2 separate regions of the Homo sapiens genome follow, and region 1 is linked to region 2. Evidence: read pairs that join two places in POLR2A ChIA-PET (ENCODE). Cell type or tissue: PC-9. All regions are shown on one strand. Links, peaks and the distances in the headings refer to the core of each region. The heading gives the core; the rest is flanking DNA.

The links. Peaks named below come from ENCODE experiments on the same cell type or tissue, not always from the same donor. Only the 100,000 strongest peaks of a DNase experiment are listed, where the experiment ranks them.
Region 1: POLR2A ChIA-PET joins it to region 2 with 15 read pairs; 3 of 35 experiments call an interaction of 5 or more read pairs at or near these places.

Annotation. Positions count from the first base shown.
Region 1 is chr2:171,127,019-171,143,951 of GRCh38, reverse strand. All of the region lies in intron 1 of TLK1 (tousled like kinase 1), which reads left to right. It overlaps LOC124906092, which reads left to right and starts at 447. Exons shown (of 1, transcript XM_047446755.1): 1 at 447-16,933. In PC-9, for the core only: no CTCF peak of the experiment used is centred there; no DNase peak of the experiment used is centred there; H3K27ac peaks cover 3,040 bases.
Region 2 is chr2:171,357,455-171,374,387 of GRCh38, reverse strand. METTL8 (methyltransferase 8, tRNA N3-cytidine) reads left to right here. Exons shown (of 10, transcript NM_001321154.2): 3 at 13,875-13,966. Among named protein-coding and RNA genes, the nearest start is that of METTL8, 68 kb to the left of the region's middle. In PC-9, for the core only: no CTCF peak of the experiment used is centred there; no DNase peak of the experiment used is centred there.

The sequences.
Region 1 (16,933 bases), core at 4,635-12,634, 230 kb after region 2:
GTCTTAAGTAGACAGCGTTTAATTGGATCTTATTCTTTTAAAACCCAATCTGGTAATTTCTGCCTCTTGAGTGTATTATTTAATCCATTCACATTTAGTGTTACTGATAGGGTTAAATTTGTCTGCCACTTTGTTTTGTTTTCTATAGGTCTCATTTCTCTTTTGTCCTCTTTCCCTCCTCTACTGCTGTCTTTTGCATTACATGAGTATTTCCCAGTGTAACATTTTAATTTCTTTAATCATTTTAAAACTATATTTGAATTACTAGTGATTACTGTAGGGTTTACATTTATATATCTTAGCTTATCAGAGTCTACTTCATAGCTACATTAATTCTTGCAATATATAGAAACTTTAGTCCTGTATAGCTCTACTATTCCACCTCCCCCACCTTTTTTTTTTTTTTTTTTTTTTTTTTTTTTTTTTTTTTTTTTTTTTTTTTTTTGGAGATAGAGTCCCACTCTTCTGCCCAGTCTGGAGTGCAGTGGTGTGATCTTGGCTCACTGCAACCTCTGCCTCCTGGGTTCAAACAATTCTCATGCCTCAGCCTCCCGAGTAGGTGGGGATTACAGGCATGTGCCACCACACCCAGCTAACTTTTTGTATTTTAGTAGAGATGGGGTTTCACTGTGTTGACTGGGCTGGTCTTGAATTCCTGACCTCAAGTGATCCTCCCACCTTGGCCTCCCAAATGTATCTTTTGATGAAACTGAGATAAGGAAAATACATTTTATAGTTTTTGTACTAACCTTACTTGTCTATTCATTTACCATTTGATATCATTTCCTTACTTTCAGTAAAGTTTGTCACTACTGACCCCTTTGTCCATTCGTGCATTCATTCATTCATTCCTTCATTCAGTCATTCATTTATTGAGAGACGGAGTCTCGATTTGTCGCGCAGGCTGGAGTAGTGGCATGATCTTGGCTCAATGCAACTTCTGTCTCTGAGTTCAAGTGATTCTGGGTTCAAGCGAATCCCTCCGGAGTAGCTGGGATTACAGGTGTGAGCCACCATGCTCAGCCCTGATTTCTGATTTGACTCCATTCTAGTAAGATTTAAATCCCTAAGACTTAAGTTCTTGGAAATTTGAGACTTGCTTTATGGTTCAACATATGGTCTTTTTGGGTAAACATTCCTTGTGTACAACAACAAAATATTTATAGACTACAGTTGTTAGATGTGGTGTAATATGTTCTATCAAGTTTGTTTCTGTTTCAGATTTTTACTGCTTTTGCATTTGTTTGCTCCTATTCAGACAAAGGTTTGTTAAAATATCCCCAAATGATTATAACATTTGTCTCTCTGTTTAATTTGTCAGTTTTTGTTTTATATATTTTGATTATGTTAAAGTGCTGACAAGTCAAGGTTTTTTTAAATCTACCTGGTGAATCAAACTTTTTATTATTGTGACGTGTCCCTCTTTATCTCAGTATTGCATTTTACCTTGTAGTGTTTTTAATCTAGTGTTAAGGCAGATACACTAACTTTCATTTGGTGTTTGCATGCTACAGCTTTTTCCATTCTTTCAGCTTTCGCGTTTTAGCCATATCTTTTAAGTTGCATATACTAGTTTAAATAAACTAGTTTGACCATGTTTGTTCTTTAATTGGAACATGTAGTACATTTACATTTAATATACTTGCTGATATGTTTAAATTGATATTCCTAATAAATGATTTCTGTTTATCCTGTTTGAACTTTCTCTTATTCTCCTTTTCTGCTGCTTTTGGGATTATTATTATTTTTTGTTCCAAATACCCCCCACCCCCCAACTTGGCTTAATAGTTAGACCATCTTTTTTTAAATTTGTTTTTAATATTTATCCTAGAGATTACAATATGCCTCCTTTCTGTGTTAAAGTGTGATATAAGTTAGCACTTTTTTCTCTTTCTGGTCAGTGCAGCAACATTAGAAAACATTAACTGTACATTTCCCTCTCCAGAATTACATACTATTGCCAGATAGTTTAGTTCTCTGATATTTTAACTCCCCACAAGATATTACCATTAGTGTTTTATTCAGTAATTATACATTTAAATTTGTTTATATACTCAGTTTTTTTCTTCAATCTTTAGTGCATTTCCAGGCTTCTAGCTGGGTTGATTTTCTCTCTGAAAATACTCTTTTTTTTCTCTATTTGGGCCTATCTGTTGAGGAATTCTTTTTTGCTTATCTGATAATGCTTTTTTTTCATTTTTATTCTTGAAGGGATTTTTTTGGGGGGAGGGAGCTGGATACAGAAATCTTGGTTGGCAGTTTTTTTCATTTGTCATGTTGCAGCTATGCACAGTGCCCTTGAGACCTGGTTTCCAGAGTTTCTGTTGAGAAGTCAACTATCAGTCTTACTGTTGCTCCTTTGACTGTAATCTAGCTTGTAGATCTCTGGTCACTTTTTGTTTTTGTTGGAGTGGGGGTGTTTATATTTGGTTTTCAGCAGTTTTACTGTGATATGTCTAGGTGTGATCTTTTATTTGTTCAGCTTGGTGTTTATAGGACTTCTTATAACTGTGACGTAGGACTGCACTGCCCAGTGCCAGCCACTAGCTGCATGTAACTGTTGATACCAATTAACATTTAAAAAGTTAAAAATTCAATTCCTCACATTTTAAGTTCTCAGTAGACAAATGTTTCTATTAGTTACTCTATTGGCAGATGGAGAACATTTCCATCATTCTATCAATAGAATAGAAAGTTCTGTTGCACAGGACTGATGAGCTCGTTCGTCAGTTTTGGAAAATTCTCAGACTATATCACTTCGGATAGTGCTTCTGTCTTGTCATCTTCTTTCCTCCTGGTACTCCAGTTATACATGTATTAAACATTCTTAAATTTGCCCTATGTTTCTTACATCCTTTTTTGTATGTTTTATCTTTTTATTCCTGTGTGCATTTTTAAAGATATATTTTTCTGACCAATCTTCCATTTCATTAATTCTCTTAGGCTGTGTCTAATATGCCATCAGACTCATACACTGAGTTCTTTAATTTAGTTTATTTTACTTTTTGGTTCTAGAATTTCAATTTTATTCTCTTTAGTTTCAGGTTTTCTGCTAAAGTTCTCAGTGTTAACTACTCAGCATACTTATTCGAGAGTCTGTGTCTGATAACTTAATTATCTAGATACCTTTGGGTCTTGTTCCATGTTTCATTTGCATTTTATTTGCGTTATTTTCTTGGATTTCTGGTTAATTTTTATTGTGTATGAGACATTTGATGTGAAAAACTGTAGAAATAATTTGAGGCCTAGAATAATGGTAGTCTTCCATGACATAAAATTTACATTTAATTTTGACAGAAACATAGGGGCCCTATAAATCTGCTTTTCTTAATTCACTTTTAAGGATTGAGATTATTTGAATCTGGGCTTTAATTGTAATTCTTTTGCTCTGAGGTTGAGATCCCAACCCAGAGTTTGGGGGAGGCTCAGGGTCTCATTTTTGTCTGGCTAACCCAGTGAGGCTTTCAGATGTTTTGCTTAGCTTTCCAGCCTCACAGTCACTACTTAAATCAGCAGATGCCTGTAGGGGAGAAGAAACCTGGTATACCAGACTCACTTCTGGGAACTTAGTGAATTCTGGCCCCATTTCTTTACTGCCTGATCTCTAGAAGTAGAGTTTTCGTTTTTTAAACTTAGTTCAACTTTTCAAGTTTCTTCAGCCAGAAGATTGGTTTGATGACCTGATCACCATTACTGGAAGGAGAAAGTCCTTGTTTGCTTTTATTTTTAATTCTTTAATTGGCTTTGAAATTTTGGGTGAATCTGAATCTTTTTCTCCTCTTAACCACGCTCTTCTTCTCTCACTCTCTTTATCTTCCTTTTGTTTAAATTATCAATTGGTTATATCGGGTCCACAACACCAGGGCTGCATACCTGTACTGGTCGCTATCCTGTGAGGAATGAGCCACACAGCGGGAGGTGAGCAGCAGGCCAGTGAGCATTCCCGCCTGAGCTCCACCTCCTGTGAGATCATCCGTGGCATTAGATTCTCAGAGGAGCGTGGACCCTGTTGTGAACTGCACATGCGAGGGATCTAGGTCGCTTGCTCCTTATGAGAATCTAACTAATGCCTGATGATTTGAGGTGTAACAGTTTCATCTGAAACCATCTCCACTCCACCCCACCCCACCCCACCCCACCCCTGGTCCATGGAAAAATTGTCTTCCATGAAACTGGCCACTGGTGCCAAAAAGGTTGGGGACCACTGGGTTATATACAGAGTTTGAATAGGACCAACTTGTGGAGCAGTTAGCCATCTGGAATTGTAGGTTTAATTGGAAGCAGAACTATTTTTGCCTTTGATGCCTTGAAGATAACCGGTTTTTGTTGTTGTTGTTGTTGTTTGTTTGTTTGTTTTTGAGACAGAGTCTCACTCTGTTGCCCAGGCTGGAGTGCAGTGGTGGGATCTCGGTTCACTGCAACCTCTGCCTCCCAGATTCAAGCGATTCTCCTGCCTCAGCCTCCCGAGTTAGCTGGGACTCGTGTGCCACCATGCCCAGCTAATTTTTGAATCTTTAGTAAAGACAGGGTTTCGCCTTGTCGTCCAGGCTGGTCTCAAACCCCTGACCTCTGGAGATCTGCCCGCCCCTGCCTCCCAAAGTGCTGGGATTACAGGCGTGAGCCACCATGCCCAGCCAGATTACTGTTATTTTAAGTTTTTTTGGCAACCGGCTAGTACCAATGTAAGTTAAGTTTGGATTCAAATAAAATCGTCAGAGCATTACAATATATTTTTAAAAGACAGCTCTTCGTGAAATAACATTATATATAATATGTGTGTGTATATATATATCCTATTCCTTTAATGCTGGGTATTTTCTCAGCTCTGTACTCAATTCTTTGTCCTGTAAGTAAAAATGTGATACACGTCTTAGTCACTTTGCTTCTTTTAAATTATAACCCTTTGAGCAGTAGTTTAATATAAAAAAGTTTTAGCTTTCGAAACAGACTTTTAGAGTTGCTCATACTGTATAACACCCTTTATGCCTTTGGAAAATTTCATCTTATGTATTGTAGTTACTGTTTCAATTTATTGATTATTTAGTAAAAAAATATGAATGTCTTTGTGGATGTTACTGTATTGTACGAGTTGTAACTTTAGAGTGCCACTAGCAACATACATATGAACCAGTTTAATGGAAACATTACTGCTCTTAGTATTTTTAGGAAGTGTTTGGCTTGTTAAGTAGGGGTGGTATTACATGTTATTTTACTTACTACATATATTTGATTACCAAGAGATTAAGCAGTTTTCCACGTGTTTATTACTGTTTCTATTTGTGACTTGTTTTAAAAATTAAAACAGTCTTAAATCTCATCTTGGACTTGTTACTCCTGCTCATTACTGCCAAGGCTTACTATAGTATTTACAAACTACAAGGAGTGTGATAGTTTTTATGTTAAGATTACTTAAATTTCTTTGGACTAATTTTCTTCTCTAGCTTGAGAAAAAAATGATTGGGATTTTTAAGAGGGATTACGTTATTTCGTACTGTCCTCCAAATGCTGCCATCTGAAATTTGAAGGTTTGCAGTATTTTTTAGATAAGTATACCTTGGTATGGGAGCCTCTGTGCTAGGACCAATTTATAGTAGTTCTCTACTCTCTATTTGCTATTATAAAGCCAAAATAAATATATTAAATATGTCGTTGTAAGTATATTAGTATTTAGCAAATTCTCTTCTTCCTTAAATTTTATGTTAATAAGTTAACTGGCTAAAACAAATGTGTACATGGCCAGTTAGAACACTGTCTAAAACTTCTTGATATAAGCAAACATTTTAGTTATCTTTGAAAGCTCACACGATAAATTACAACCCCTATCTCTACCCCCTTGAGCTTGCTTTTAAGAAAGTGATAAAAGTGATGCAAACTTTTTATCATTAGTTCTCAATAATTTTATTGTATAATTTAACTTTTATAGGATGCCTTTTCTAAATTTGTATGAAGTAAAAATAACTTTCAGTCCAGTTATTTGAGAAGACAAAGCTGTATAACTGAATAGTTGTATAAATCCTGTTTATTAAGAGTGCTCAAAGAGCTTAATAACTAATGAAAGTTTTTTTTTTATTTTTTACTTTTTTATTTTATTTTATTTTTTTTTGAGACAGAGTCTCACTCTGTCACCCAGGCTGTAGTGCAGTGGCGCGATCTCAGCTCACTGCAACCTTCACCTCCTGGGTTCAAGCATTTCTCCTGCCTCAGCCTCCCGAGTAGCTGGGACTACAGGCACACGCTGCCACACCCGGCTAATTTTTTGTATTTTAGTAGAGACGGGGTTTCACCATGTTGCCCAGGTTGGTCGCGAACTCCTGAGCTCAGGCAATCCGCCCACGTTAGCCTCCCAAAGTGTTAGGATTACAGACGTGAGCCACTGCGCCTGGCTGAAAGTTTATCTTAAAACTGAGGCTTATTCCGGATACTAAAGATATTAAACAAGGCATATGTGCATGTGCCTGGGTGTATATGTAGATGGCTTGGGGGTAGAAATAAAATAAAAAGCCACAGAAAAGGCTATGGCTTTTTATTTTTTAAAAAATCACTTCATTGAATCAACATTTTAATTTGTTGATATTCTTTTTTGAATTTACTTCGTTTTATTTCTGCTCTGCATCTAATTCCTTATTTGGGATAAGATATAGAGCATGAGTCAGCAAACTTTTTTTTTTTTGAAACAGGGTCTCACTCTGTCACCCAGCCTGGAGTACAGTGGCATGATCTCAGCTCATTGCAGCCTTGACCTCCAAGCCTCAAGCAGTCCTCTCACCTTGCCTGGCTAATTTTTATATTTTTTGTAGAGATGGGTTTCACCATGTTACTCAGACTGTTTTTGAATTCCTGAGCTCAAGCAATCCACCAGTCTTGGCTTCCCAAAGTGCTGGGATTACAAGTGTGAGCCACCACACCTGGCCTAAACTGTTTTAAAAGAGTTGTCACAACTACGACAGGTGCTTGTGTTTGTGTGGTAAAGTGCAGCCATAGACAATATGCTAACAAGTGGGATGACTGTGTTCTTTAAAACCTTACTATGGACACTGATATTTGAATTTCATATTGATTTTACTAATCACAAAGTAGTCTTGATTTTTTTACCTTATAATATTTAACAGGGTAGTCACTGCTGCCCGTCCTTGTATAGAGTAACTTTCCTTGAGGAAGTTCAACCCTTCTAGTTACCCAGCTATCCAGGTAGTTGAAAGTTTTAAGTTAAAGAGCAGATGTTTCTCTGACTTTTCATAGATCAAGAAAAGTCAAGGACCAAAATTGTTAGCTCTGTACATATGCAAACATTTTAGCCATTTTTTTTCAAAATTGTAATTGTGGTTAAAAAACACACGACATAAAATGTACCATCTTAGCCTTTTCTTTTCCTTTCCTGTCCTGTCTTGTCCTGTCCTTTTTTGAGACAGCGTCTCACTCTGTCACCCAGGCTGGAGTGCAGTGGTGCAACCTCCGCCTCCCAGGTTCACTTGCCTCAGCCTCTGGAGGCTGCCACCCTGCCTGGCTACCTCTTAGCCATTTCTAAGTCGGTAGTGTTAAGTGTATTCCTGTTGTTGTGCAGCTAATCTCCAGAATGTTTTCGTTTTGTCAAACTGTAACTTTACACCCATTAAACAACTTTCTAATTCCCCTCTGCCCCTAGGCCCCAGCAACCACTATTCTACTTTCTGTCTCTGTAAGTTTCACTACTCTAGATACCTCACAGAACTGGAATCATATAGTATTTGTCATTTTGTGTCTGACTTATTTCCCTCAACATAACGTCTTCAAGGTTCACCCATATTGTGTCATGTTTCAGTGTTTCCTTCCTTTTTAAGGCTGAATAATATTCCATAGTACGTGTGTACCACATTTTGTTTATCCATTCATCTTTTGATTGGACATGGGTTGCTTCCACTTCTTGGGTATCGTGAGTAGTGCTGCTATGAACATGGGTGTGCAGCAATGTCTTTGAGATCCTGCTTTCTATTTTCTATCTAGCTGTACCATTTTACATTCCTACTGACAGTACACAAAGGTTCCCATTTTTCCACAATCCTTGACAACACTTTTTTTCAGTGTTTTTGATGGTAGCCATTCTAATAGGTGTGAGGTGATATCTTATTGTATTTTTTTATTTACATTTTGCTAATAATTAGTGGTGTTGAGCATCTTTTTCTTTTTTTCTTGTCGCCCACGTTGGAGTGCAGTGGTGCGACCTCAGCTCACTGCAGCCTCTGCCTCCCGGGTTCAAGCGATTCTCCTGCCCCAACCTCTGGAGTAGCTGGGATTACAGGTGCCCACCACCACTCCCGGCTAATTTTTTACATTTTTAGTAGAGATGGGGTTTTACCATGTTGGCCAGGATGGTCTCGAACTCCTGACCTCAGGTGATCCACCCTCCTCGGCCTCCCAAAGTGCTGGGATTATAGGCATGAACCACCGTGCCTGGCCATCTTTTTCTTTTTTAAGAGATAGGATCTTGTTACATTGCCCAGGCTGGCCCCAAACTCCTGAGCTCAAATGATCCTCCCACCTCAGCCTCCAGACACTATGCCTAGCTCAATTAATATTTTTAATTGGCAAATCATAATTGTATACATTTATGGGGTACAGTGTCATGTTTTGATATATATATATATATATATATATACACACACACACACACAAACACACACATAATGTGGAATGATTAAACAAAGCTAATTAACATATCGGTCACCTCCTTTAATTTTTCCAGCAAGACATTTGAAATTTATTCTTTTAGCTATTTTGAAATACATGTCATATATCATTATTAACTATAGTCACCCTGCTGTGCGATGGATCTCAAAAACTTATTTTTTCTGTCTAACTCAAACTTTGTGTCCTTTGACCAACATTTCCTCATTTCTCCCAGCCCCTGGTAACCACTATTCTTTCTGCTTTTGTGTGTTCAAATTTTTTAGATTCCACATGTAAGTGAGATTATGTGGTATTTGTCTTTCTGTGCCTGGCTTATTTTACTTTGTCCTCTAAGTTCATCCATGTTGTTTCAAATGACAGGATTTCCTTCTTTTTTAAGGCTGAATAGGTCCGGCTCAGTGGCACATGCCTGTAATCCTAGCACTTTGGGAGGCTTAGGTGGAAGGATTGCTTGAGCTCCACCTCAAGCACCCCTTGAGGTGTGAGCTGTGATGGCACTACTGCTCGCCAGCTTGGGCGACAGAGCAAGACCCTGTCTCAAAAAAAAAAAAAAAAAAAAAAAGGCCAAATAGTATTACATTGTATATATACCACATTTTTTTTTTTTTCCTATTCATCTGTTGATGGACATTTAGGTTGATTCTGTATCTTGGCTATTGTGAATAGTGCTGCAGTGAACATGGGAGTGCAGATATCTCCTTAACATAATGATTTCAGTTTCTTTGGATATATAGAAATGGGATTGCTGGATGTGAGCATCTTTTCATTTCTTGGCCATTTATATATCATCTCTGGAGAAATGTCTGTTCAGATTCTTTGCCCAATCGTTAGTCAAGTTGTTAGCCAACTATATTTTAATAATACTTTCTTTTCTCTCTTGCAGTGTGTCACAAGTACAATTAAATAAGAAATTAACATAATTTAATCCTTACTTACAAAGGTAATATATTGCAAGAATGAGGAGAACAGTAAGGGGAATTTCTGATTTGCTAAATGCCAGTCTAATAGAGAAGCTGACCATTCCATAATTGTTTTTAAAGTACATGAACAGCAATCTGAGAGGATGAAATATATATATAATGTGACTAAAAAAGATATGGGATTGATTTTTATGTGTCATATAGAATTAATCATACCTTGCCTATATATTATAATCAAATTGTCTGTTAAGCAGATAAATTTAGAGAACTGTTATGCTGCATGGCATTTAGGTTTACATGCTGAGGAAGAAAAAAACTTGAAATGATTGTGGCTGGGCACATAACAATGAATTTTATGGATTAAAAAAAACAGCCAGGTATGGTGGCACATCTCTGTAGTCCTCAGCTACTTGGGAGAAGGTGGGAGGATTGCTTGAGCCGGAGAGTGAGGCTGCAGTTAGCTGCGATCATGCCACTGCACTCCAGCCTGGGCAACACCCTGACACCATCACAATGTATATGAAACATAAATAAATGTTATGTTTAGACTTGGGTCCCATCCCCCAGATACCTCATTATGTACACTCAAATATTAAAAAAAAAAAAAAATCAGAAGTCTGAAACATGTTGCTCCTGGGCATTTTGGATAAGGGATACTCAACCTGTATTCATCATTGTTCATAGTTAGACACTATGAACTATCAGTGTCTAAAGCCAGAAAGAAACCATTCCCTTTTCTTTTTTTAAAAAAGCTTATTTTATATTATTTTAGACAGGGTCTCACTCTGTCTCCCAGGCTGAAGTGCCTTGGTAGAGTTTCAGCTCACTGCAACCTCTGCCTCCTGGATTCAGGTGGTTCTCGTGCCTCAGCCTTGCGAATAGCTGGGATTACAGGCACCTGCCACCAAGCCCGGCTAATATTTTTGTATTTTTAGTAGAGACAGGGTTTCCCCATGTTGGCCAGGCTGGTCTGGAACTCCTGACCTCAAGTGATCCACCCTCCTCAGCCTTCCAAAGTGCTGGGATTACAGACATGAGCCTGCGCCTGAATTCAGTCTGTCACCAAATCTTGTTGTTTTTTCTCTCTTAGATACTTTTCTTATCTGTCACTGTTCTAGTTAGGCTCCTATTTTCTCTTAACCTGGATGGCTGCCTAACATGTCCCCATGTTTCCCCTCTGGAATCTACTGTTAGGCAAAAAGGCAGAAGCTATAGTACTTGACAGGTAACAATGTTTAATTTTCAACTTGACTAAAGTAGCTCAGCTTGTGTCCCTTTTATTTTTATTATTATATAGTTTTACATATTGAGCTCCAAGAAGTTATAGTTCCTTGGTTTTTAAATAAGATCTGTAAGAGGAGTTTAATCCATATTTAGTGTTGTGTTAATCTTCAAGCCAGTAAGTTAGACATTTATTCTCATTTTACAAATAAAGAAATCGTTGCTGAGAGTTAACTGTGTGGTGGAGTTGAGATTTAGATTTAGTGTTTTGTTATGTTTTTTGAGACAGTGTCTCACTTTGTTCCCTAGGCTGGAATGCAGTGGCGTGTTCATAGCTCACTGCAGCCTTGATCTCTGGGGTCAAGGGATTCTCCCACCTCAATCTCTTGAGTAGTTGGGATCACCCCACCCAGCTAATTTTTTGATGTTTTGTTGAGATGAGGTCTTACTATGTGGCCCAAGCTGATCTTGAACTCGGAAGCCATAGCACCTGGCTAACAGCCATCAGTATTAAACACAAAAGTGTAAGTGTCCCTTTTAGGCTTTTAATTATCTTAGAAAACAGCTATTTGTAAAGAAACTTAAAAAACTTTTACTAAAATACCACTACGCTGTATTATTAGAGTACTAACATTAATATGCAGTGAACTTATACAAATACGTAAGTTTATAATTTATCTGAAACTCGTGTTGGGGGGGGTAAGTAACTTTATGAGTTTCTGGATATATGACTACTGTTGATATGGTTTAGCTGTGTCGCCATCCAAATCTCATCTTGAATTGTAGTTCCCATAATCTCCATGTGTCCTGGAAGGGACTCGGTGGGAAGTGACTGGATCATGGGGGCGCTTTCCCACATGCTGGGTCTCCTCCCGATAGTGAGTTCTCACAAGATGTAATGGTTTTGTAAGTGTTTGGCATTTCTCCTGCTTGCACTCATTCTTCTGCTGCTCTGTGAAGAGGTGCCTTTGGCCATGATTGTAAGTTTCCTGAGGCTTCCTCAGCCATGAAGAACTGTGAGTCAATTAAACCTCTTTTCTTTATAATTACCCAGTCTCAGGTATTTCTTCATAGCAGTGTGAGAACGGACGAATACAATGGTAAAGAAAAACAAACCCAAACTGAGAATTGGATGGATGGAGATTTTATGTAAGATCTTTCATTTAGCAGTACGTCAGCTAGTGATAAATATATCATGTGATGAACTTTCAGGATTTTGTACACATTTTCATAATTGTAAATGTAAAAGTGTCTTTGAATGCCAGGGGCTACCACTGTATAAAATGTAATCTCAATTGTTGGAAAAAAAAAAAGTATGTGGAAAAAAAGACTGGAAGAAAATAAGCCATTGTTGACATTGGTTATCTTTGGGTGGTAGGACTATGAGTGGGATTTTTTTGGCTTTAATTTTTTGCATTTTTCCATTTTTCTTTACCATGCGTTCATGATTACGGGTAAAAAGGGAAAGAAGTGAAATTGCTTCTTTCCTGACAGTTTTTTAGGAAAATATCCTTTTGTTCATAAGGCAAATAAATTGTCTTGGGGAAGAAATATGAAGAAATATGAAGTCAGAAATATAATAATTGAAAGAAGTCTTGGTATAAGTCAGTATTTTTAAGTGACTGTTTGCTGGAAAACTATGGTGTTAATCTGAGGCCAACCAGGCATATGACTATAGAACTTTGCATCTGCCACTCTGTTTTGGCAGCTTTTAGAGTTATACAAAAAAGGTACGAGAATGATGTGACCCACAATTTATTTGAATCACTAAATACTGTCCAAAAATGGCAGTTACAGTAATTTGTGAGGACACTAGGGGATCTGATTATATCATAGGCCATTTTGGTCATTGAGTATTAGGTTGAACCATATGAACCTATTTTATAGATTAAAAATGGTTGAGTGTCTGTAACTTCCTGTGATTTAACCTGTTAAAAATAGTACTTTTTCATCCTTCATTCAAATTTGATTTACATAGCTTGTATTATATACATATTTCTGTATCTATCTATATATCTCTGTATCTCTCTCTATATATAGATATATAGATCTCTGCATCTATCTATATATATAGATACAAAGATATATAGGTATCTATCTAAGTTTACAGGTTGGTGTGTCCGTTAAGGTTGCAGATAAAAGAAATTATTATTAGAATCTTAAAATTTTGATTTTGGGGTGATTTGGTCTTTGGAAATATGTCTTTCTAGAGGACCATTATGACCTTAATGTGGATTATGTGCTAATTTATATATCTGGATCCCAAAGTTGGCATTCCCTGGAGTCTTGATAGCACGTTAGAGTTGGAAGTGATGGTTAAAGATTGTTTTAGTTTTCATCAAGCAGGATAACTCAACATGTCTACGTGGACATGTAGAGCAGGTAGGAGCCCTATCCTACGTAGGCTAGCCTGTTTTATTGGAAATCTGGTGGATAAAATTTATTTATTTTTGTTCCTTATTTGAAGGTTTAGGCTAGGTGAGTAGAAAGTGAGTAGATTGGAATGCTAATATGTTCCTTCTGTTGCTTTCTCTTCTCACGTGATTTACTTTGCATGTATTTTTGGGCAAGTTGCTTATTTTTCTGGGACTTAGTAAGTAAACATCATTTAGGCTAATATGGTCCAGGAACCTGCCAAAACCTTACATGTATTATCTCATTTAACTCACCTTATGAATTAACGCTGTGTCCTGCCTGTGAACAACCCTGTGATGGACATAGTCATTACCAAGATTTTTTTTTTCCCCGAGATAGAGTTGCTCTGTTGCCCAGGCTAGAGTGCAGTGGTGCGATCTTGGCTTACTGCAGCCTCCGCCTCCTGGGTTCAAGCAATTCTCCTGCTTCAGCCTCCTGAGTAGCTGAGACTACAGGCACATGCCACCACGCCCAGCTAATTTTTGTATTTCTAGTAGAGAGGGGGTTTCACCATGTTGGCCAGGTTGGTCTTGAACCCCTGACCTTGTGATCTGCCCGCCTCAGCCTCCCAAAGTGCTGGGATTATAGGCATGATCCACTGTACCCAGCCGTTATTACCAAGATTTTATAATAATCGGGTCACTACGTGGCAAAGCTGGGATTTGAACTCAGGCAGTCTGGCCACAGAGCCCATGTTCTTAACCTTACAGCTGGCTGTATTGTTAAAATAAATGTCCACAGAAATCAATTTTAGGAATCTTACGAGGATATGGTAAAGATGATGTTGATGAAATAATAGGTTGAAATCACTGTATGAATATTTAGAATATTTAGAATTTTACCCATGTTATGTTATGTTATGTTATGTTATGTTATGTTATGTTATGTTATGTTATGTTATTTGGTAACCTATCTATATCCCAGGCTGGAGTGCGGTGGCAGCATTTCACAGCTTACTACCACAGCCTCTACTTCCTGGGCTCAAGTGATCTTCCCACCTCAGCCTGGGACTATAGGTGCGGACTACCATGCCTGGATAATTTTTTAAATTTTTTTGTAGAGATGGGGTCTCTTCAGGTTGCCCAGGCTGGTCTCGAACTCCTGGGCACAAAGGACCTGCCTGCCTTGGCCTTCAAAGTGCTGGGATTACAGATGTGAGACACCACTCCTGGCCCCTTGTTGATTTTCATTCATTGTTTTCAGTTGTGCTTTAATAGGTAGATCGTATTCAACTTGGACTTCTTACAAAAAGTACTTGCAGCCTCCTTTTTGGTCAGGGATCTACTTACCTGCTGTAAAGGGACTTTAAGAAAGAAAAACTGTTCTGTGGCCCTTCTTTCACCCTGTATTATTGGGATAGAAGAATAGGCCAAGAAGGAGTACTGTGGAGCAGTAAATCATCACTGTCCTTTTTAAGGTTCATAACAATTGGTTACCTCTCAGGAGTGGGATTTGGAGACAAGGAGGTATTGGGACTTTTTACTTTTATATTTTTGTATTTATTTCAAGAAGCACCTATTACTTAGTAATGAGGGAAAGGGATGAAACCAAAAAAGAGTCTTGAGTACTTAGGTTAGAGACAAGATACCAGTCTACTTTCTGGTAGTGAGGAGAGGGTAATTACCAGCTCAAGTTTTACCAGATTCCTGTTTTGGAGTTTTCTTAGAGAACATTCCTTCTTACTGCAGGATCAAGTACATGCTCTGTTTTTCTCTGTGTCTCTGACACGGACACGTGCACACACACATACACACACACACACACATACTCTTCCTCTGGACCCTTCTTTTGGGACAGAGATGCTTAGTTGAGTGGATATAAACTATAACAAAAGGCAGTATAACTTAACCTTTCAGTGTCTCAATTTCTTTATTTTTAAAATCAGGACTATATGTTAATACAGAAATGCAGTCTAGTATAAAATACATCTATATGTGAGTATGTGTATATACATTTGTATGTATGTGTATATATATATACATGTACATGTATATACACAATGTGAGAGATTGATTTTAAAAATAGCAGATTGTCACAAGTTTGAGGCTAGAGGAAGAGGAACTTGGTTAGTTGTGTTACTACTATATTAGCATAAAGAAATTAGGCACGGAAGTATATGTAATCCTATTATACTTAGCAGGAACTTCTAACCCCAGGAAGAAAGCTAGAAGGGGGCTTATTACATTATATATGCTAATATTTATTGAGCACTTATATTTTAGCATACATATATGTTCACATTTATTGAATGCTTTCTAAGTGACAGATTTAGTTCAAAACTATTCATAGAAACTTATTTTACTTTAACAACTCTATAAGGTATGTACTTTTATTATCTCCATTTTCTATATAAGGAAGCTAAAATAGAGAGAGATTAAAGAACTTGACCAAACTTTACACAACTTATCGACCTACGTATGTTTTTGATGAAAGAAAAATTAGTTGTCAGATTTTTTTATTAGTAAGAATAAAATTGAAATTTAAATTATTTTCATTTTTTAAGGTCATGGCAGTAGAGAGAAGCAGAAACCCTATGCTTTAGTAACTCTGATGCAAGCCATATCTCCTTATATGAATTATTTGGTCTCAGAGTATTTGAATTCTTTGCTGTAAGGGTTGCAACAAAAGTGTTTAAAAAGACCAATTATATTAAAAAGATTAGGTGAAGCATTACTCTGACTTGGAATGATTCTAGATTAGACCTGTCTTCTCTACCACAGGGTTATATAATTGAACATGTATACCTAGATTCAGGGACCTGACTTTCTATACTTACTGTTGTCAGACATTTGGGTGAAATCTTCGGAAAGTGTGTGTCTGTGTTTATGTGTGTATGTGCAGTACATATATATCTATATATGTAGATAGATGGATAGATAATATGACTCAGAAACAGATAAATAGTTTAGTGAAACTATTTAGTGAATAAAGTACAAAACAGACCGATGTTTATGGAATGTGATAACCAGAGAGGTATTTTAAATTAGTGGGAAAAGTTTGAATTGGTGAGAAATTGGGACATTTTCCTTTGGAAAAAAATTAGATATATATCTATATATAATTCTAAATGGATTAATGTTCTAAATGTTAATATTTGAAATCATTAGAAAAAAATGTAGGAAATGGGTTTATTGAATTCATGTGAGGGAAGGGTTAGAAAAAGAAATTGGGCTGGTTTTGTGATAGCTCATTTAACTAACATGTTCATTTAACTGCCAAAAAATTAGAATATTTGGTTTTAAAGTAGGGAATCAAACTGTGGAATAAATAATGCAACATAGTATAGCCAACAAAAGTTATAGCTAAATATGGTACAAAATATTGTCAATGAAAATAGGTATGTTCTATTTATTAACCATGTTAAAATGGATGTTTCAAGACAAGATTCAGAAGTAATTCCAGTGTTATACAATATAGACTTCTTGAATTTTTTCTTTCTTTTTTTTTTTTTTTTGAGACGGGAGTCTCACTCTGTTGGCCAGGCTGGAGTGCAGTGACATGATCTCAGCTCACTGCAACCTCCGCCTCCCGGGTTCAAGTGATTCTCGTGCCTCAGCCTCCTGAGTCGCTGGGATCACAGGTGTGCACCACCACGCCTGGCTAATTTTTGTATTTTTTAGTAGAATTGGGGTTTCACCATGTTTACCAGGCTGGTCTTGATCTCCTGACCTCAGGTGATCCACTCACCTCAGCCTCCCAAAGTGCTGGGATTA
Region 2 (16,933 bases), core at 6,025-14,024:
CATTAAATGAAAAGAGCAAGCTGAAGAGAATTTTCTCCAGTATGACCTCATTTTTGTTAAGAAATTATTGTACCTGTGTTAGGATACAAAATCAATGTGCAAAAATCACAAGCATTCTTATATGCCAATAACAGACAAACAGAGAGCCAAATCATGAGTAAACTCCCATTCACAATTGCTTCAAAGAGAATAAAATACCTAGGAATCCAACTTACAAGGGATGCGAAGGACCTCTAAATAAAAGAGGACACAAACAAATGGAAGAACATTCCATGCTCATGGATAGGAAGAATCAATAGCGTGAAAATGGCCATACTGCTCAAGGTAATTTATAGATTCAATGCCATCCCCATCAAGCTGCCAATGACTTTCTTCACAGAATTGGAAAAAACTACTTTAAAGTTCACATGGAACCAAAAAAGACCTTGCATTGCCAAGACAATCCTAAGCCAAAAGAACAAAGCTGGAAGCATCACGCTGCCTGACTTCAAACTATACTACAAGCCTACAGTAACCAAAACAGCATGGTACTGGTACCAAAACAGAGATATAGACCAATGGAACAGAACAGAGCCCTCAGAAATAATACCACACATCTACAACCATCTGATCTTTGACAAACCTGACAAAAACAAGAAATGGGGAAAGGATTCCCTATTTAATAAATGGTGCTGGGAAAACTGGCTAGCCATATTAGAAAGCTGAAACTGGATCCCTTCCTTAGACCTTATACAAAAAATAATTCAAGATGGATTAAAGACTTAAATGTTAGATCTAAAACCATAAAAACTCTAGAAGAATACCTAGGCAATACCATTCAGGACATAGGCATGGGCAAGGACTTCATGTCTAAAACACCAAAAGCAATGACAACAAAAGCCAGAATTGACAAATGTGATCTAATTAAACTAAAGAGCTTCTGCACAGCAAAAGAAACTACCATCAGAGTGAACAGGCAACCTACAGAATGGGAGAAAATTTTTACAATCTACCCATCTGACAGAGGGCTAATATCCAGAATCTACAAAGAACTCAATCAAATTTACAAGAAAAAAACAACCCCATCAAAAAGTGGGCAAAGGATATGAACAGACTCTTCTCAAAAGAAGACATTTATGCAGCCGACAGACACATGAAAAAATGCTCATCATCACTGGCCATCAGAGAAATGCAAATCAAAACCACAATGAGATACCATCTCACACCAGTTAGAATGGTGATCATTAAAAAGTCAGGAAACAGCAGGTGCTGGAGAGGATGTGGAGAAATAGGAACACTTTTACACTGTTGGTGGGACTGTAAACTGGTTCAACCATTGTGGAAGACAGTATGGTGATTCCTCAAGGATCTAGAACTAGAAATACCATTTGATCCAGTCATCCCATTACTGGGTATATACCCAAAGGATTATAAATCATGCTGCTATAAAGACACATGCACACGTATGTTTATTGCGGCACTATTCACAATAGCAAAGACTTGGAACCAATCCAAATGTCCATCAGTGATAGATTGGATGAAGAAAATATGGCATATATACACCATGGAATACTATGCAGCCATAAAAAAAGATGAGTTCATGTCCTTTGTAGGGACATGGATGAAGCTGGAAACCATCATTCTCAGCAAACTATCGCAAGGACAGAAAACTAAACACCACATGTTCTCACTCATAGGTAGGAATTGAACAATGAGAACATTTGCACACAGGAAGGGGAACGTCACACACCGGGGCCTGTTGTGGGGTGTGGGGAGTGGGGAGGGATAGCATTAGGAGATGTACCTAATGTAAATGACGAGTTAATGGGTGCAGCACACCAACATGGCGCATGTATACATATGTAACAAACCTACACGTTGTGCACATGTACCCTAGAACTTAAAGTATAATAATAATAATAATAATAAAAAGAAATTATTGTACCTGTGTTACATGTATATACACCTTTGCTTTTATATATAGAGAGAAAAGTCTGAAAAGGTCCACATTATCCTGATAATGGTATTTACATCAGAGATGGGAATGGGGATGAGAGGGAGGGTAGAGATGTAACTATATTTTATATGCATTGGTATTGAGTTTTAATTTAAAAAAAAAATGCCCCCTTCCTTATGTACCTATTTCCCATCTTGCTATCTACCTGATGGCAAATTCTGTATTCTTTAATACTGATTCCAACTTCTCAAAATTTTGAGTTCTACCAAATCTTCCTCATCTTTGTGTCCTCAGTTCACAGGCCCAGTGCCTGATAGATATAGGTTCCCACTAAATATTTAATGAGGCAGGTGGGTATTGGTTTCTTCAGCACCTGTGACCTCCATCCCATTGTATGCAAAGTAGAAAGGCATTGGCTCTATGTTTGTGTTTTTTGTTAGTCACACAAGTAAGAAACTCAGGCTGGTGTTGTGGCTCACTCATGCCTGTAATCCCAGCAGTATGGGAGGCCAGGCAGGAAGATCGCTTGATGCAGGAGTTGGATTTACCAGCCTGGGCAACAAAGCAAGACCCGTCTCTACAATAATAATAATAATAATAATAATAATAATAATAGTAATAATAACAATAATGTAATTTAAAAATTTTAAAAATTAGCTGGGCGCAGTGATATGCACTTATAGTCCTAGCTACTCAGGAGGCTGAGGCCGAAAGATTGCTTGAACTCAGGAGTTTGAGGCTGTCAGAGGTTTTTCCAGAGGCTAAAAAGGTTTTTTTTAAAAAAACCTTGTTATAGGCTGGGCACGGTGGCTCACACCTGTAGTCCTAGTGCTTTGGGAAGCCAAGGCAGGCGCATCACCTGAGGTCGGGAGTTCAAGACCAGCCTGGCCTATATGGTGAAACGTCATCTCTACTAAAAATACAAAAATTGGCTGGGTGTGTTGGCACGTGCCTGTAATCCCAGCTACTCAGGAGGCTGAGGCAGGAGAATCACTTGAACCTGGGAGGCGGAGGTTGCAGTGAACCGAGATGGTGCCACAGCACTCCAAACTGGGTGATGGAGTGAGATTCTGTCTCAAAAAATAAATTAATAATGAAAAATGAAAACAAAACAAAAACTAATTTACTAATAACAGTAACCAACTGAAATATTCATTATAGCCAAAAAGAGAGGTAGGCATCCTGGAGTTACAAATATAAATTAGACTCAATAGTAGAAAGGAAGATTTAATTGAAGTTACTTCAGTTATTAGCTGATATGCCTATAACAGCTATATTTTATCTTTTCTGAGACTCACATTTTTATTTACCTATTAACATCTCTGAAATCATGACATTTTTACAGTTTGTGCATCTTAAAATTGTAGCTGAAAATGTTTTTTCTTTATTACTGGTACAGAAAATAATAGCATATTGGATTTGATGAAATAGAATAATTATAATTTCAGAGTACTTAATCTTTTTTTAAGTACTCAACTTGATTTATTTACGAAGTGTAATATGTCCACCTGCCCAGCACTCTAGTCAGGAGCAGAACATTGCAGACCCCAGAAGCCCTTAGGTCCTGTTCACCTTAATTACCTCCTCCCAAGGAAAACCAAAGTCTTCAAAGTACTTAATCTTAATTTGTATGCTGGTTATTTATTTATTTATTTATTTTTGAGACGGAGTCTCACTCTGTTGCCCAGGCTGGAGTGCAGTGGCCTGATCTCGGCTCACTGCAAGCTCCGCCTCCCGGGTTCACGCCATTCTCCTGCCTCAGCCTCCCGAGTAGCTGGGACTACAGGTGCCCACCACCACACCCGGCTAATTTTTTGTATTTTTAGTAGAGATGGGGTTTCACTGTGTTAGCCAGGATGGTCTCGATCTCCTTACCTCATGATCTGCCCACCTCGGCCTCCCAAAGTGGTGGGATTACAGGCATGAGCCACCGTGCCCAGCCCGTATGCTGTTTTGAGAACTATTACTAATACAAAAACCAAAGGAGAGAGAAAAAATTTAAATGATTTTCCACTGCCATACATCAGGGCTAACCTATAGAACATTTTTTATATTGTCAGAAAAGCATTACTTGCTAATAATTGATAAATGAACAATGTACATAGAAAGTTGATCCAGGAGGAAGTACATGTGAGCATACAGGAAAATATTTAACAGTTAAAAAAATACAAATGCAAACAATAAAGTAATGTTTGGACCTATTAAATTAACACCAAAGAAAACAGAAAGAAAAGAAACTTAAGATAACACCTAGTCCAGGTAGCATTGTATATTAATATTTGTTTGGTTGTCTGTTTATTTTTTAATTTCTCTCTTCTGCCCTTTTTTTCCCCTGTTCCTTTTTTCCTGCCTGCTTTTGGATAAATTGAATAATTTTTTTTTTTTTGAGATGGAGTCTCTCTGTGTTGCCCAGGCTGGAGTGCAATGGCATGATCTCGGCTCATTGCAACCTCTGCCTCCCAGGTTCAAGCGATTCTCCTACCTCAGCCTTCCGAGTAGCTGGGATTATAGGCATGCACCACCATGCCCAGCTAATTTTTGTATTTTTAGTAGAGACGGGGTTTCACCATGTTGGTCAGACTGGTCTTGAACTCCTGACCTCATGATCCGCCCGCCTTGGCCTCCCAAAATGCTGGTATTACAGGTGTGAGCCACCGTGACCAGCCTAATTGAATAATTTTTTGTATCCAATTTTTACTTCCTCTACTGGCATTTAGCCATACATCTTTGCATTCTGTTTTAGGAATTATTTCAAGGCAATAGTTTCAAACATTTTGGTCTCAGGACCCCTTTACACTCTTAAATTACTACGAACCGCAAAGACTTCTTATGGATATGGATTATGTCTATTGATATTTTCTGTATTAGAAATTAAAACTCAGACATGAAAACATTTATTAATTCCAAAACAATAATGAATCCATTACATATTAACATAAATGACATATTTTAATGTAAATGTATATTCCCAAAAGTGTAATGCAAAGAGTGGCATTGCTCTAAATGTTTGCAAGTCTCTTTATAATGTCTGCCATAATGGAAGAAATTGGATTCTCATATCCTCTTGCATTATATGAAGATAATTTGGTCTCTCACAGATATGTGCTTATAAAGGAGAGGAGTTTTTTTGTTGTTGTTGTTGTTTTGAGACAGAGTCTCGCTCTCTTGCCCAGGCTGGAGTACAGTGGCGCGATCTCGGCTCACTGCAAGCCCCGCCTGCCGGGTTCATGCCATTCTCTTGCCTCAGCCTCCTGAGTAGCTGGGACTACAGGCGACTGCCACCATGCCCGGCTAATTTTTTGTATTTTTTAGTGGAGACGGGGTTTCACCGTGTTAGCCAGTATGGTCTCAATCTCCTGACCTCGTGATCCGCCTACCTTGGCCTCCCAAAGTGCTGGGATCACAGGCATGAGCCACCGCGCCTGGCTGGAGAGGAGTTTTTAATAGCCTTTATCAGATAATTGTGGGGTTTTTTTTGATATTACACTAAATCTCAATAGTGGTAGTTTCTTAGTTGCAATATGGCATATGAAACCATATCACGGAACTTTTTATATTCTGCCATATATATATATTTTTTTAAGACCGGGTCTCACTATATTACGCAAGCTGGCTGTGAACTCCTGGGCTCAAGCCTTTCTCCTGCCTCAGCCTCCCGAGTAGCTGGGACTACAAGACTGCTCCACAGGGCCTGGCTCTATATTCTGCCATATTATGATACACTGGTATACCTTGCACTTTGGATAGATCCTTTACCTAGGCATGATTTATAACATCATGCATGGATAATTTGGAAAATATTGGTTCCCTGTTTGATGTAGATCTTCTAAATGTTGACACATTTTATTATAAAATATTTAAAAATCACATTTGTTAATATCACCACCAGTCTCATCAGGAAAATCTGTATTGGGAACCTATCAAACTCATGGTGGTGGACACAAGCTTTCCAGAAGTCTAATTTTTGCTTGGAAGCACAAAATTTATTTTTGCAAACACATACTGTAATTTGTTTTTCTTAATGTGATAGGCTCATTTTGTTTACTTTTGAGAAACTATATGCCACATACCCAAGTCTAAATAACTATAGCTTTATCAGTAGTTGCTCTTTCAAGTAAAAATAGCATTCCATGAAAAAAGCAGCTAGTTCAGCTCACAGTTCATATGAGTACTTTTCCTCAGTCAAGCCATCCATTGTACTTCAGTAAGAAGTGCATGCTTTCCATCTTGTCACATAGACTGTTAAAAAGATTTGTACCCAAGGGTCAATATTTCATAAAATTAATAGTTTTTACTGCTTCATCAATCAGCAAAATTGAAAATTTTTTAATTGTTTCATTTTTGTAAAAATTGTTATATTCTTTGCTGCTCACTGGATGGTGGCAGAGAATATGACAATTAACACATTTTGGTGCCACTGCCTTCTTTCATTCCAAGGCAGTTGTAGTTTTACCCCTCATTGTTTTTATACCATCACTGCAAATGTCAACACAGTGAAAGAGCAAAACACAGTATTGTTATGAGAATAGTTTCGATTTAGTGGTCCACCTCAAAGGGTGGACGACAGTTTGAGAACCACAGCTCTAGACATTACAATGTGCTTTGTCAACTTAGTATAGTCTACTTAGAATTAATGTTGTGCCACCTAGCATAAAATTAAGAACCTTACAACAATATGTTTCTACTTGTCATCCCTCCAACATTTGTGATATTGTTGTCATACAGTTTACCTCTATATGTAAATGCTATAATCATTGTTTTTACTTTTGCTATATATAGTTAGTTGAGTTTTTTAAAATAAATTTAAAGTTTTTAAAAAGATTATTTTATAATTACCCACATATTTACCACTTCTGGTCTCTTTTTTTCACCCTGTAGATCTGAGACTCCGTGTGGTCCCCTTTTCCTTTAACCTGAAGATCTTTAACATTTCTTGTAGTGCAAATTCTGCTGGTAACAAATTCTCTCAAATTTTGTTTATCTGAAAATGTCTTTATTTTACAAATTTGAAAGATCTTTTTACTGCATGTGAAATTCAAGGTTGACACATCCCTCCCATCCCCCTATGCTGACATAAGATCTCCTTGCTTTATCTTCTTGCCTTCATTATGATTGTTTCTGATGAGAAATCAGCTGTAGTTTGCATTTCTTTTCCCACTGTATATGGTAGCTACTTTTCAAATTTATCTTTATCTTTGATTTTTATCAGTTTTCTCTGTATTTATATTGCCTGGGGTTTGCTGTGTTTCCTGCCTGGATCTATTGAGTATTTCTTTTTCTTCTTTCTTCTTTTTATCTTCAAATTTGGAAAAATTTTAGTATTTCTTTATTATTATTTTTAACTCATTTTGTCTCTCTTTTCTACTTCTGGGCTTTCAATTTATGTGTTTGTTAGACCAATTGGTATTATCCCACAGGTTACTGAGACTCACACTTTTTTTCAATCTTTGTGTCTCTGGTCTTCAATCTGAATAATTTCTACATCTGTCATTAAGTTTACTGACCCATTCTCTCCAGTGTCTGTCAGCTGTTAACCCTCCCAGTTTTTTTTTTTTTTTTTTTTGAGACAGGGTCTCACTCTGTCACCCAGGCTGGAGTGGTGTGATTATGGCTCACTGTAACCTCAACTTCCCGTACTCAAGCGATTCTTCTACTTCAGCCTCCCAAAGTGCTGGGATTACAGGTGTGAGCTACCATGCCCACCTGAGCCTACTCAACTCTTTATTTCAGATAGTGTATATGGGTTTGTTCTAGAATTTCCTTTTTTAAAAAGAAGTTTTCATTTTTTTCTGAGATTTCTTCCATCTGTGCATTCATTCTGTCCATCTTTTTCTTTAAATCTTTCAACATATTTTTCAATACTGTTTTAAAGTCCTTGTGTACTAATTCCAATATTTGGTTTTCTCAAAGTCTATATTTATTGACTGACTTTTCTCTTGATTTGCATGTCTAATAGTTTTTGATTATATGGTGGACATTATGGATAATATCTTCTATGCAGTCTGGATTATGTTGCCTTCCTTTAAAGATGTCGAGTTTTTTCTGGCAAGTGGTTAAATTTCTGCCAGTTCCTTCTTGGATCAGGTTTGATTTTAGGTGTTGTTTGGGTGGGACTATTTTGATAATATCCTGAGTCTAGTGTGGTTCTTGTTCCTATGGCATGGGATTTCTAGGGTCTTAACTAAATACTCAAGATGCTCAGATAGATCTTTCCACTGTGGCTTAGCCAGAACTCCAATGTCACCAAGCACTGTACTACCTATCTTGTCAGTTCTCTCTTCTCCATCCTCATTCCTAGAATCCTCTCTCTTCTACTAGATCCTGTGGCGACTCTGCCTGTAGATGAGCAGCTAGCACTAGCTGAAAACCTTAGGAGAACTCTTGTAGACTTCAGGGGCCCTCTTGTCTGTCCATCTCCCCTTTAGTATCCTGTTGCACAAACCCTCACCACCTCTGCAACTCTGAACTCTGATCTCTGCCTTCTCAACTCATGAAACTGCCACTCAGTGAGACAGCCTCTCTGCACCACAGTCTAGAATGTGTCCCCAGACAGAACAGGTGGATGTGGGGACTCACCTTTTGTGTTTTTCTTCTCTTAAGGATCAGTCTTGCACTGTCTGAAGTGTAGTCCAGTGTTTAAAAGCAGTTGCTTTATATATTTTATCCAGTTTATAATTATTTGTGGCAGGAGGGTAAGTCCATTGCCAGGTACTCTGTCATGGCCAAAATCATAAGTCCTATACCAGAGTTTTAAGTCATAATTATGTTGAAGATTTTGTAGTATATAGAAAAATGTGTGTGTTTGTTTGTAACTATGTAATAAATATGACTTTGTGTTGGAGAAACCAGCCCCATACCACCTGGCGGGTACCCAGATTCCAGTGGAGACAAAGGAATTAGAAAGAAACTGAATAAGAGTTTAAAAGGCGGGTCCAGGGGACCAGAGCATCAGAGGCTTGCTCACGGCCCTGAGCTCTCGGCCTCCACCCAATTTATTGGTTTACAAGCTCTTCGTTCTTAGGGCAAATGGGAGGGGTAGGAACGGATGAGGAAGAGGATTAATCAGTGAAGGAGAACTCATGAGTCATTTAATAAGATGTATAGCATTGGCAGTTTCTGTGAATTTCCTGGAGCAAAGTAGTCTCTATACTACTTAAGATCTTTAACTTATCGGGACTAAAATGAGTGGGAGTGGGTTTCAGGAGAAGCCAAGATGTTTGATTATACTCCACTGCTTCAAAGGAGTATTATTTCCCCGAGCAACCTGTGGAATGCCGTGGAGCTGTTATGCTCTTGGGGCATAAAGACAGGAAGGCAATAAGGAGACTTTTCTCCTCAGATGCCGCCCATGGCTCCCCATGGGTGTCTCACACAGGGGAGACCAACTCATCTGGCATCCCAGAAACTCTCTTCCCCACACTTTGTTATAGAATTAAGAATTATTGAAATCGTTTTAGGCTGAAAGTAATAAACTATTTTTTCCTTTAACCTAAGAATAAATATTTTCTTTTTAATTCCCTAGTCATCTAATACATTTGTCAAATTTGTCAAATATCATTGACTTATAGAACAAAATTGTGTCCTATAGTGAGGCCATCACATACATAGTAAATGACAAAGATAGGAAAATAGTTTATATTGGGTACTTTGGTTTATATCTGATTATTAAAAGTTGTAACAGGAAGCAACACTACATTCAGCAGAAGTTTCTCTAGGTAAGATTATCAAAAACTTTAGTATCCAACTTAAATAATTGGGGTGTGTGTGTGTGTGTTTTAACTTTTCCAAATCAAACCAAATACACAATTATTTAGATTACACATTGCCATCAACTAAAAGCTAAATCAAGGAAACATTATTCAATTGTACTATAGATATGGAAGGAATAAGAAATATATATAAACTATGTATACAAACAAATTATAGGGCATGTAAAAATTTGTTTTACTCAAAAATCTTCTATTTTTGAGGTTTTTTTCTCAAATTCAAATTTTTGTGAAAAGTATATTTTGTACTTTCTGCCCAAGTTTCTTTTTTATGTCTTTCCTTTTTTAAGAAAACATAACTTCCTTCTTATTATAAGGGTTGATGGCTTTTTCCTCAAGAAGGGTAAAGTTTTAAAGACAATTGTTGTATGTCTTAAACATAGAGTACAGGTTTTACATATAGTTTTTAAAAAATTATCTCTAGTTGAAGCTGCTTTACGATATTAAGGAAATTTAAGATAGTTTGTTCTTACTCCTATTCAAACATAATTGGTTTTAGTTCACCACTTAGAATCTTCACCCTGTGTGTATATAATTTTAAACAGTTGTAATTATAATACATATATAATTTGGCCGGGCGCGCAGTGGCTCGCGCTTGTAATCCTAGCACTTTGGGAGGCTGAGGCGGGCAAATCACCTGAGGTCAGGAGTTGGAGACCAGCCTGGCCAACATGGTGAAACCCCATCTCTACTAAAAATAAAAAAATTAGCCGGGTATGGTGGCACATGCCTATAATCCCAGCTACTCAGGAGGCTGAGGCAGGAGAATTGCTTGAACACGGGAGGTGGAGGTTGCAGTGAGCCAAGATTGTGCCACTGCACTCCAGCCTGGGGAACACAGCGAGACTCCATCTCAAAAAAAAAAAAAAGATATATATATATATATATATATAAAATTTGGGGATGTACTTTTTTAACCTCATTTTATAAATACTTTTCCATATTGTCATGTAATAGTCATATTTATTATCTTAATGTCTGCATAATATTCCTTTGATTTACTATAATTTTTTCATTCCCCTATCACTGAAGTTGTTTCTAATTTTTTGCTATTAATATTATATTTAGTGTTCCAGTGAATATCTTCATACAAATATTTCCCTGTACAGAATTTCTTAGTTCTTTCAAGTTACTTCGTTTCAGTAAGTTCCCAGAAGTACAATTTATTGGCCAAACTCTATAAACCACTTTTTTCCTTTGGTTTTTATTACTGTTAAATACTTGATTATTTCCAGTTTGTTTATTATTTGTTTCTATGCTTAAATTCTATAGTTGTATTTATTACTAATAAAAAGTTGTATGATTCTTATTGTCAGCTGTTGGGTTTTGGGATACGTGAATCCAGTTCTTCTAAAATAAAGAACTGCCATAAAGCAGCAGGGCTGGAGGAAGTCCCCATAAATACAGTAGGAACATTTTATAGGTTTCTGTGGGGATTCTGTAACTGTGGTGTAAAAAAAAAAAAAATCTGTTCTGCAGGAACTTAGGATATACTATTCCCCTCACTTAGCAGTTAAGAAAATGAAGTAACATAAAGAACAGTGTAAGGAAGTTACAGTTAAGAAATAACTAAATCTATTAAATAAGAAATAGCAAGTTAAACTAAAAGCTTAAATGCTTAAAGCGGAAGACCACATATACTCTTACTGTCTCACAGCTTGATTCTTCCCAGGGAAATAGATTGTTCTATTTTCTTTCCTATAAGTGGTAGAAATTTGTAGATGAAAAACTCATCCCTAGCCTTAGAAATACTGTTTTTTCAATAAATAACTTGTTGCCTTTAATTTCACAACTGTCACGTAATTGTATTCAATATAGTATATTTAATATATACAGAATTTAAAGTGTAGTTGCCAGCCCCAATTTATATGTGATTGCTCACATATGTTAAAGTAAGTCAAAATAAGTCAAAACAAAAACTATTCTAACCTCATTTATTAAAGCAAGAGACAAAGCTGTTTAATGATTATTTGGCTTGTACATGATTCAGTTTTATTTAAATACTGGTGGTTAAACTTTTATCTATGAAACTCTGAAAACATTCTCATTCAGTTTTCCTGGAGACTGCAGCATACCAATTTTGATTTATTTATTTATTTATTTATTTATTTATTTATTTTTATTTTTTTAAGGAAAACAGTTTCGTACCTTCAACGGTGTATTTATAGCCAGGTCACTGGAATATACCCTCTCATATCTGATTGTATAAGCAATACTTAAAATAGTACCATGCTTATCATCATTCCACCCAATGTAACTCCATATTCTGTCATTGTTACCCCCACTTTCCTAGATACTCAGTTTTAAGACCTTAGAATCATTCATGACTCTTACACTTCTACTCCAATATCTAGTTAATCTCTAGGTCTTAATTTCAGTGTTTTCAGTGTCTCCCTCTCCCCCTTTCCTTCCTGTTCTCCATAGCTACCACTTTAGTCATGGGACTCATTACTCCTAGACCACTCCAACAGTCTAATTGGTCGCTTTTCCTCCAGTCCTTCCCCGCTTCACTGTGTCTTGCATACTACTTAACTGTTCAGCCCCACATTTAAGATCCTCTGAAATCTGACCGTTACCCAGCTCCCAACTTCATCTGCAGTTGTCCAAGAGAACCAGTCAAAATGGAGTTTTTTAACTGTTCCCTGTATGCACTGTCTGTATTGTCAGCTTCTGAGTGACATGAATTTGCTCCACCACTTTTCCTCCTAACCTGAACCCAAACCTACCTTCTCTTAAGCCTTCCTATTTGCCCCAGCTGCATTAATTGACTGCACTCCCCTTCATCAGGTGCTAGCCATGCATGTTTCACTGTATTATCATTTACGTATTGTTTACCTGCTTGCACTAGGAGAATATAAACCCAAGATGGACAAACATTACATCTTAAATCTCTCTGTGTCCCCCACTGCCATGGTAGAAAATAATAGACTAATAGTTGAGAAGATGGACTTTGAAGTGACACAAACCTAGGTGAATTCTGGTTCTGCCACTTCCTGGCTATATGACCTTGAATAAGTTATTAAATTTCTGTTAGCCACTATGCAAAGTGGACATGATTATAACCCTATCAAAGGATTTTTGAAAGGATTAAATAAGACATATGTATGTAATGTGCTTATTACAATACCTGATATGTAATAAATAAAGGATGGCAGTTACTATAATTATAATTATGATCATCCTAACTGCTCAATGTTTGTCGGTCACAGCATGATGCACTTCCAAGAAAATTGTATAATTTATCCCTTCTCATCAGTCAGGTGACTACTACATATATCATATGATAATAGTGTTAGGGGTTTTTCTTCTAGGCTAAATGCAACTTGAATATGGGGTGTGTAATTTTTTTATTGTTTAGTGATAAAAAATTATTCCTGGTTTATTCCAGGAAATTGCTTTGCTTATAGTCTAACCTATTGCAAAAAAAAAAAAGCAAACTTTGTGAAAACAAAACTTAAAAAAAATTACCTTTCTTGTATACAGTTGTCGCTTCTATTCCAAGAAAGACATTTTTGTGCAGCAGAAAATAGTATCTTCTCATATAGGGAGAGTCGATTCTGAAACTAAAAATACTTATAGAAAGTACCAGAACTTAGAAAGGTGACCTTTTCACATGCTGTATCAAGTACTCTATCACTTAAATGCAAATGAATCCTTTTACAGAAATTAAAGTAGCTAATAAGAAAAATAAATCTAAAGTTACTTTAAAAATTGCAGGCTAAGTACAAAACATTTTAAAACTTTCATCTCTTTGACAGCAAAGTGTTAGAATACAAGTGTTGTAAGAGGAGCATTTAAAAACTACTGAAGAATGTTCTGTTCATAAATTAACAAAAAGGCAAATAAATTTAGCCTTAGAGTAAAAACCGGCATACCAGCACCCAAATAGTCATACACCAGGGTGTTCTGAGGACATTACTTTAGCAGCCGTTTCCCAGAGGTAGCTGGGGCTTGCAGCACAACCAGATTTAAACAGAAGAATCTTAGGAGTTCCAGGGTTGTACCAGCGCCATCAGTAGGAACATCTTACACAAAATGTATTCATTCCATGTGGAATTAGTCTGTATCATATGTCTTCAGCTAATCTAGAATGAAAGATGTGGTTCCTTGTCACCTTTTTTCTGCCTTCTTCAATGATAAAGCATATTTTACAGTCTATTTTTTTTTAATAGGGATCACATGCAGTGGTCTAAGGAAGAAGAAGCAGCAGCCAGAAAAAAAGTAAAAGAAAACTCAGCTGTGCGAGTCCTTCTGGAAGAGCAAGGTAGTCAACTGCGTGCTGTAGCTCCTAGAGCCAGAGCTTTAGTGACTTTTCCTCCTCCTCGTGTCATTGCTTCTGAGAGTTCTTAGCCTCTCCTGATGCCAGTCCACTTGTTCCATTTGGTAGAATTCCCAGTTCTTCCAGTGTAGTGGGACCAAAGTTAATGAAATTTGTATTCACCCTATAATTGGGTCTTTGAGTAGTCATATTATTGCTTTTTCTGGGAGATACACACATGGGTGGCATTTCAAACAAAATATGAAAACATAATTTTAAACTTTTCCACTTGCTATGCTGCTATTACTTTGCTATTATGCATTTCACTTCCTAGGAACTTTGAACAAATTTATAAACTTTGAGCAAAGAAGATAAAGTCACATCAAAATGGTGCTGAAGTTTTAGGATAAATATAGTTTCAGTAAGGATTGAAGGCAGTTTTCTTGAAGGCCTTTATATTTAATTTAAGAAAAGCCTTGCCAACCTTCATAAATGGCTTTTAAAAAATTGGCCTATGCTACTATCAAAAAAACTCAGGAGCCGGCGCGGTGGCTCACACCTATAATCCCAGCACTTTGGGTGGCCGAGGTGGGCAGATCACAAGGTCAAGAGATCGAGAAAACCTGTCTCTACTAAAAATAACAAAAATTAGCTGGTCGTGGTGGCACATGCCTGTAGTCTCAGCTACTCAGGAGGCTGAGGCAGGAGAATCGCTTGAACTCAGGAGGCAGAGGTTGCAGTGAGCCGAGATCACACCACTGTACTCCAGCCTGGCGACAGAGCGAGACTCCGTCTAAAAAAAAAAAAACCGGAAATGTTGATTCCATGTTATGGCTACTATGAATAGAGCTGCAGTAGACATGGGAGTGCAGTTATCTCTTTGATATATTGATGTCCTTTCTTTTGGATAAATACCCAGTAGTGGCATTGGTGGATGATATGGTAGTTCTATTTTTACTTCTTTGAGGAAACTCCACACTGTTTTCCATAGTGGTCATACTAATTTACATTCCCACCAACAGTGTATGAAGGTTCTCCTTTTTTCACATCCTCACCAGCATCCATTCATTATTCCCTGTCTTTTTGATATACGCTATGTTAGGTGAGGTGAGATGATATCTCATTGTGGTTTTGATTTGCATTTCTCTGATGATTAGTGATATTGAGCATTTTTTCGTATAGCTGTTGGCCATTTGTATGCCTTCTTTTGAGAAATATCTATTCAGATCTTTTGCCATTTTTTTTTTTTTTTTTGAGACAGGGTCTTGTTGCCCAGTCTGGAGTATAGTGATGAGATCATGGCTCACTGCAGCTTAATCTGACTGGGTTCAGGTGAGCCTCCCACCTCAGCCCAGGGTGGTCTGAAACTCCTCATCCTCCCAAAGTGCTGGTATTACAGGAGTGAGCCACTGCCCCAACCTTGCCCATTTTTTAATCTGATTTTCTTTTTCTTCCTATTGAGTTGTTTGAGCTCCTTAATATATTCCCATTATTAATCCCTTGTCAAATGGGTAGTTTGCAAATATATTCTTCCATTCTGTGGGTTGTCTCTTCACTTTGTTGATTGTTTCTTTGCTGTACAGGTGCTTGTTAGCATGATATAATCCCATTTTCTATTTTCGCTTTGGTTGCTTGTGCTTTTGAAATCTTTTGACAAATGACAAAATAGACAAATAAAAATGCTCCAATGTCCTGGAGCATTTCCCCCAATGTTTTCTTCTAGTAATTTCATAGTTTCAGGTCATAGATTTAAGTCTTTAGTCCATTTTGATTTGATTTTTATATATAGTAAATAAGAATCTAGTTTCATTCTTCTGCTTACAGTTTTCCAGTTATCCCAGCACCATTTATTGAAGAGACTGTCCTTTCCCCATCATATGTACTTGACACCTTTGTCAAAAATGAGTTGGTTGTAAATGCATGGATTTATATTTGGGTTCTCTATTCTCTTCCATCAGTCAATGTGTCTGTTTTTATGCCAGTACCATGCCAATTTGGTTGCTGTAGCTTTGTAGTATGTTTTGAAGTCAGGTAGTATGATGCCTCCAACTTTGTTCTTTTTTTTTTTTTTTTTCTGGAGACGGAGTTTTGCTCTGTTGCCCAGGCTGGAGTGCAATGGCAGGATCTCAGCTCACTGCAACCTCTGCCTCCCAGGCTCAAGCAATTCTCCTGTCTCAGCCTCCTGATTAGCTGGGATTACAGGTGCCCACCACCACACCCAGCTAATGTTTGTATTTTTAGTAGAGATAGCGTTTTGTCATGTTGGCCAAGCTGGTCTTGAACTCTTGACCTCAGATGATCCGCCCACCTCTGCCTCCCAAAGTGCTGGGATTACAGGTGTGAGCCACCACACCTGGCCTCAGCTTTGTTCATTTTCCTCAGGATTGCTTTGGCTATTCTGGATCTTTTGGGGTTCTATAAAAACTTTAGGGGCCAGGCACAAGTGGCTCACACTTGTAATCCCAGCATTTTGGGAAACCTAGGCTGGAGGATTGCTTGAGCCCAGGAGTTCAAGACCAACTTGGGCAATATGGCTAAAACCTGTCTCTACAAAAAATACAAAAATTAATCAAGTGTTGTGGTCATGCACCTGTAGTCCCAGCTACTCAGGGGGCTGCAGCTAGAGGATCATTTGAACCCGGGAGTTTGAGGCTGCAGTAAGCTGTAATTGTGCCACTGCACTCCAGACTGGGTGACAGAGCGAGAACCTGTCTCAAAAAAAAAAAAGAGAGAGAAAAATTTCAGGATTTTGTGCTCTATTTCTGTGAAGAATGTCATAGGTATTTTGACTGGGATTCCATTGAATCTATAAATTGCTTTGGGTAGAATTGTCATTTTAACAATATTAATTATTTGGACTCATCAGCATGGAATATCTTCCCATTTTTTAATGTCCTTTTTAATTTCTTTTAAGAATATTTTATAGTTTTCCTGTATAGATTTTTCACATCTCTGATTTAATTGATTTCTAGG